Linked DNA regions of Mus musculus: region 1 is linked to region 2. The links are chromatin loops, found by intact Hi-C in ENCODE. Cell type or tissue: left cerebral cortex. All regions are shown on one strand. Each heading gives the region's core, and the rest is flanking DNA. Links, peaks and the distances in the headings are about the cores only.

Region 1 (2,815 bases), core at 33-2,532, 150 kb before region 2:
CTTTATATTTACCGTATGCCTCCATCAGCTGGGCAGATACCTACCCTCTATGCTATTACAATCTGCTTCCTCTTGAGAACCCTGAATTATTACTTACTATGTCTCATCTGGGCTGCTCTTAACTTCAATTGGTCAGCCATGTTTTCTTGACTCCTAACCCACGGCATCTCTTTCTTCCTCCTTCACCTTCTTTTCCCATGGTTCCTCTCCAACACCAAGCCCAGGAATCCTAAACCCCACCTATGTCTCTTCTGCCAAGCTATTGGCTGTCGGCGACTTTATTCACCAATCAGAAATAATTTGGGGGTAGGGGGGTCAGATAGTGTCACTTGGGTCTATATTCTGACTCTACGTCTCAGAGGCCAGCTGTCAGCATTACAATATACACAAGAGCAAACCTCAACAGTATTCATCAACTAAAACCTGCCAACAAATTTATGAGAAAGGCCTTGACTAAGAGTCATCAAGCTAAACATCATTCCTGAAGGGAGATAAGTCAAAATATTCCCATTTGTAGGGTGTGTGTGTGTGTGTGTGTGTGTGTGTGTGTGTGTGTTATGTGTGAAAAATCACAAAATATAACATGCATAGGCCAATGAAGATAGTTCTTTGTCAGAAATGGGAGCTGCCCAATACCTACCTGTGTTAGTCTTGATAAATCATAGTTCATGGCTTTTGATACTCTCAATACTTCTGTTCTCCTTTAGTTCATAATGCTCTTACCTGCTTTGGTAGTTATTGTGACAAATGGGACAGAATAAAGTGTTGTCAATGGGAATCTGGGTGTGGGCATATGCAAACAGCAACCCACTCATGACTTCCTGAGTGTCAGCAAGTGCTAAAACGAAGCCTATATTTAAAATGTTTGGTCTCAGCAACGACCTACAACCCTTTAACTTGTGGTCTTCTAAGATTCCACCCCATCAATTCAGCTGAACAATAAACATCATGAAATCTCTACTGTGAGAGGGAAGAAGTTGAAACTTTCCAGCCTGAAGCCAGCAGGTGGCAGAAGCAGCCAAGCATCTGAGACGGGGCCTGAAACCCTGCTTCCCACAGCAAAGCTTTTTCTTTCCCATGGAGTTTTTTTTTTTTTTTGGGGGGGGGGTGGTGGTAATAATGCCAAATGTATAAAATCCGTTGCCTCTTCTTACAGGCGCTTGCTGAAAATAGTACAGGCATGAATGTACCACAGCTCAGAGGCTGGCCGGCACTGTCTTCCCTGGTGAGGGAGGGAGGGGGCAGCTTTCATTGCGAACACCTTTTGGCTCAAAAGCTCGGGCATATCCCAAGTATGGTGTCAACAAACAGATGGCCCTCGTCCTCATCCCATGCATGTGTTCATCTGATGCTCAGCTTGTCGAGAGCTTGCCTGGTCCACTTGGGAAGTGGGATGACAACTCTGATGGTACTCAGTGACCATCAGCTGTGCTGGCTTAAGTTAATAATGCTTGTGGTGACAACTAAGGGGCTTTGCTGCTCTTTGGTTTAAAGGAAAGTGGTTTCTATAGAGCACATGGTGGAATAAGAGTGGAGGATAAAATTCACATAAGGATAAGGATGAGTTTTTCTTATGCCTGGCAGAAGGGAAGATAATTTATGTGAGCAAGTAGAAGGTAACATGGAATAAAATGGATATTAGTTAGACACTTTAGGCCTCAGCAAGAAATTTAAGGCTAATGGCTTCCATCTGATCTAAACCCAATTATGCTAATCGTTCTCCTAGATGGAAAAGCCACAGCCGTAAGTCAGCATGCACCCTTGGCACTCCGTGTTTGCATGGACACCAGAGGGATGCTATGGTTCTAATTTTCTGGCTCTACTCAGAGATACGACCTCCCCTCCCTTTTGTTTTGTGTGTGACCTGTTCAGTAATAGGACTGAATGAGTGGGTAGTCCTACATGCTGATTTTTATGTTATATTCAGATGTCCGGAAAGAAAAATAAACAAAGAGAGCTATAGAAAGAAAAGTTATCTTTTCATGCCGGTTAATGTTTTTAATCAAATGGAAAGAGACATTTCAATTCTTATAGGCAGAAAGTTAATGGCTGTGGCAGGCTGGTGTTCACAGTCTGCTAAGCCAACAGTTTATTCACTTTATAAATGGTTGCCTTCTGATATTATGTGAAGAGAGCGGAGGTACATATGGTATGATACAAAGCATTTTTTTTTTTTTGGTATACTTTCCCAGAACCTGACCAGCCTGGCTAGTCATTTATAACCCCATGAATAGATAGGCTTTTATCATCAAAGTCTTACCAGTCAGAATCCCACACCCGATTCAACTTTAGACCCCCTCAGTTACCCCAAAGAAATTCTTCCTGAAACTTTCTAGAAAACGTGGGCAAGTGCTCTTTTTCTCCCAACTCTGTCCAGAGAAATTTGATGTCAACCAAAATATAGATTCAAACGGTGGTCTCAGATCTGTTCAGGATGCCAGATGTCCCAGTCTGCTGTGGTGATCCAGTTCAGCATTAGAATGTGGGCATGGTGACTCTTACTTCTGCGTTAGGCCCACAGCTGAAACACAAAACAGAACATCCGATGTGAGCGCCCTGGCATACGTGTAACATGCGTGAATGGAAAGCATGGCGTGGCAGCCTGTGCACAGCTTATGTGTTTGTAGAGAATGGGATGGAGTGGGTAGAGAATGGGATGTTTATAGGTTACTGGGCTGTCAATGTGTCCTTATCCTCATTCTCTCACTTATAGCCAGCCCAACCCCTGTGACCGAAGGCATCCTAGCTACCAGATAAAAAATTCCAGCCTAGAAAGACTCCTAGGGATCCCTACCACTCTAGATTGTGTAAGAAT
Region 2 (2,815 bases), core at 103-2,602:
AAGTGCATTTCGGAACCGAGGGCCGGCTTGCTGTTTAGGGGCTTTTTATTTGAGGTTTGGGTGGCAGTTTTCAGTTTCCTTGCCACTCCCCCTTCAGATGACTTCCTGTGGGATTCTTTTAGCGTTTTTTTGTGTATCGGCTGCCAAGATGTCTGTCAAGTCAGAGGAGCAGCGCTGAGATCCTGGACTGTAATCTTTTGAGAGCCCTCTCTGGTTTTGGGATCATGTTGACATTTGAAAAATCAATTGTATCATTGTCTGCATAAATACTGGGAGTTAATAGGTCTGTGATCTCAGTTATTTTGAATAGACAGGAAAAGTTTCTTGCCAAATCTGGTTAGCCAGAGGAAATTATTTGATTAATGAGACTTTTTTTTTTTTTTTTTTTTTTGCTTTGGTTTAAGAAAAAAATAAAACTTGGTGTTTTTGTATAAGGAAAATACATGATATGTCTTCAATTCAAAAAAAAAAAAAAGAAGAAGAAGAAAAACAAGTTTTCTTACCATCTATTCTTGGCTCCTTGTTCTATTTTTTTGTGTGTTTAGTCCTATAAACTAATAGCAAGCACTATTTCAGTGCACATTTGTGACCTAGGGAAAGCCATATAAATTCAAATATCTCTTTAATGTGTGTCTTCAGACTTTTCTGGTTTGAAAAGGTGGGGGAGACTATATAATTTTAGTCAGCTGCCATAATTTTAATATAACTCTATTAATTTACTGACTATTATTACTATCTACATTGATTTACTATTTATTTTAAGCATTGCTCACATGCAAATGTGTCATCTGGCAGAATAAAGTTTATTTCACCTGTCTTCTAGTCTGCCCCAAATTTGACAGGACTTTTGTTTTTTAAGAGATTATTGCTGACGAAAGACAAGGTTGGGACGTTGGTGGTCTATGGTCCAGCAGTAGCCAAGTGCCCACTGCCTACTGGCTCCCTCAGACTCCCCCTCCCCAACCCCCGGTGTGATTCATTTCACAGTGGGCTAATTACAAAGTGGATTTGCTACACATGAAACAGCCTCCTCAGTTGCAATGTTAATGCACATTTTCATGGTAATGTGATCAGAGGCTCATTAGCCAGTTTCCAAAATGATCCTCTGCATTAATTAAATATAAAAAATGATTCCTTTATCACCAGAGAGAGGAAAAAGAAGATTAACATTGTTAATTACACTGGGGGGCAATACCTTTGGCTTTGCTTTGCAAAAGGAAACCTATAAACTTGCCTAAGTGCGAGCTAAAGTAATGCTGTCTCCTGGATGCGTGCCGCTGGCTCTTGAAAACTGTCTCCAGGTGGAGCACTCGCCTTTAGTTTGCTTCTTAAGAGTTTGACGTCCAGCTTTGGTTTTCTGTGGTCAAGGACCAGGGAAGTGGGTTCATCAATCTGTTGGTGGTGGTTTTTAAATCCTAAATCCAAATTATGTAAAAGCAGAGTGTGGTGGCGCGTGGTGGGGGTTCGGGGTGGGGGTGGGGGTGGCGCGATTCGCATCCCCAATTACGCCTGGCATAAGATGTTTACATCCTGGCGGGGCAGGGTTACTGCCTCCAGTAGGCAGCAGTGTGTTTGCTCAAATGCAGGAGGAGCCCTTTGTTACGGATTTTAAGAATGCCTCTCTGTGAGTTTTGCCTTCAAGTGCTTCCCAAACCTTGAGCAAACAGCTAAGCCATGCCCCTTATTGCCTCTGCCTGGTCTCCTCCATCCATTTATTTTATTCTCTCTCCTCGTGAGCTGCAGTACTTATGGTCTTTAATAAAGGGGTGAAATGAAGGATTAGCTTCCATTTAACTGGCTTTTATTAAATAAGAAACCTCAGCTTAAAGATCTCGCAGGCATTTTTCCAAGAGGGATCCTCCCGCAGCGCTTCCCCAGCTTTGCTGTCTATTTTATTGAGTTAATGGATAAGATAAGATATCAAAGGGAAGCAGTGATAGGCTCGTATAATACACCGAGGGGCTGCAAACTATTTTCTGTTTGTATTTGAGAAAAGGCAGCTCAGAGCACACATGAAAGTCAGCCCAATCTCGAGCAGGTGTTCCAGAGGATACATAGCTGCCCTCTCCCCTCCCCTACACCCCTACTCCAACCGCACCCTGACCTCCCCCACTTCTGACCTCCCCCACACCCCACCCCCAACCCCCCCTTACCTCCCCCACTTCCGACCTCCCAGACTCCATACCCCCCCCCCCACTCCACCCCATAAGAGAGGCTACAGTTCACAAAACCTTCATGAGGCTGGAGTCTGATTTCTAACAAGTGCATTGAGATGAAACTGAGCACACCTGACTGCCCCCAAACTGTATGTTCCTATACTCAGAACTCTCATATAACCTGCATTTTATTTCTTTGTTATTTTTAATAACTGAGGGAAATTCTGGGGGAGTTGGGGAGTGGGGGGGGCAGGGAGGGGGAGAGAGGGCCGAACCATGTATAATTATCAGTGACTCCATAATGTCTTCCCACCTGCAAAATGCATGTTTCTTTACATTAGGATCCTTATAGTTTTGAACTTCCCACATTTCCTCTCTGGATGTAGTGATCTGATAAGCGGGTTATAATTGCAGGAAAAGAGGAAAGTGGGTTCTGGGAGGAGCCTAGGGAGGGAACCTGAATGATGTACTCAGGTGAGGGGGATGTCCTTTATGTTTTGGGGATTTTCAATTTGCTCTTACAGAGGAGCTGAGACTCCCAGTTGGCAGAAGAGATGGACTGTCAACTCAAAAAAATTGTTTTCAGCTGGGTTTGGTCTGGTCGGGGTCTACTAAGAAGCTCTGTGTGTGAGTCTAGGGCTGGGGCACACAAGGGTAAC

Evidence for each region. Peaks named below come from ENCODE experiments on the same cell type or tissue, not always from the same donor. Only the 100,000 strongest peaks of a DNase experiment are listed, where the experiment ranks them.
Region 1: it touches region 2 in a loop (2.8-fold over the local background); 2 of 42 quality-filtered maps call a loop at or near these places.

The regions. Positions count from the first base shown.
Region 1 is chr15:92,446,763-92,449,577 of GRCm38, forward strand. All of the region lies in intron 3 of Pdzrn4 (PDZ domain containing RING finger 4), which reads left to right. Among named protein-coding and RNA genes, the nearest start is that of Pdzrn4, 51 kb to the left of the region's middle. In left cerebral cortex, for the core only: a CTCF peak has its summit at 1,006 (motif pointing right); a DNase peak (open chromatin) is centred at 1,164.
Region 2 is chr15:92,597,538-92,600,352 of GRCm38, forward strand. All of the region lies in intron 3 of Pdzrn4 (PDZ domain containing RING finger 4), which reads left to right. Among named protein-coding and RNA genes, the nearest start is that of Gm52207, 88 kb to the left of the region's middle. In left cerebral cortex, for the core only: a CTCF peak has its summit at 1,285; a DNase peak (open chromatin) is centred at 1,304; H3K4me3 peaks cover 1,724 bases; H3K27ac peaks cover 426 bases.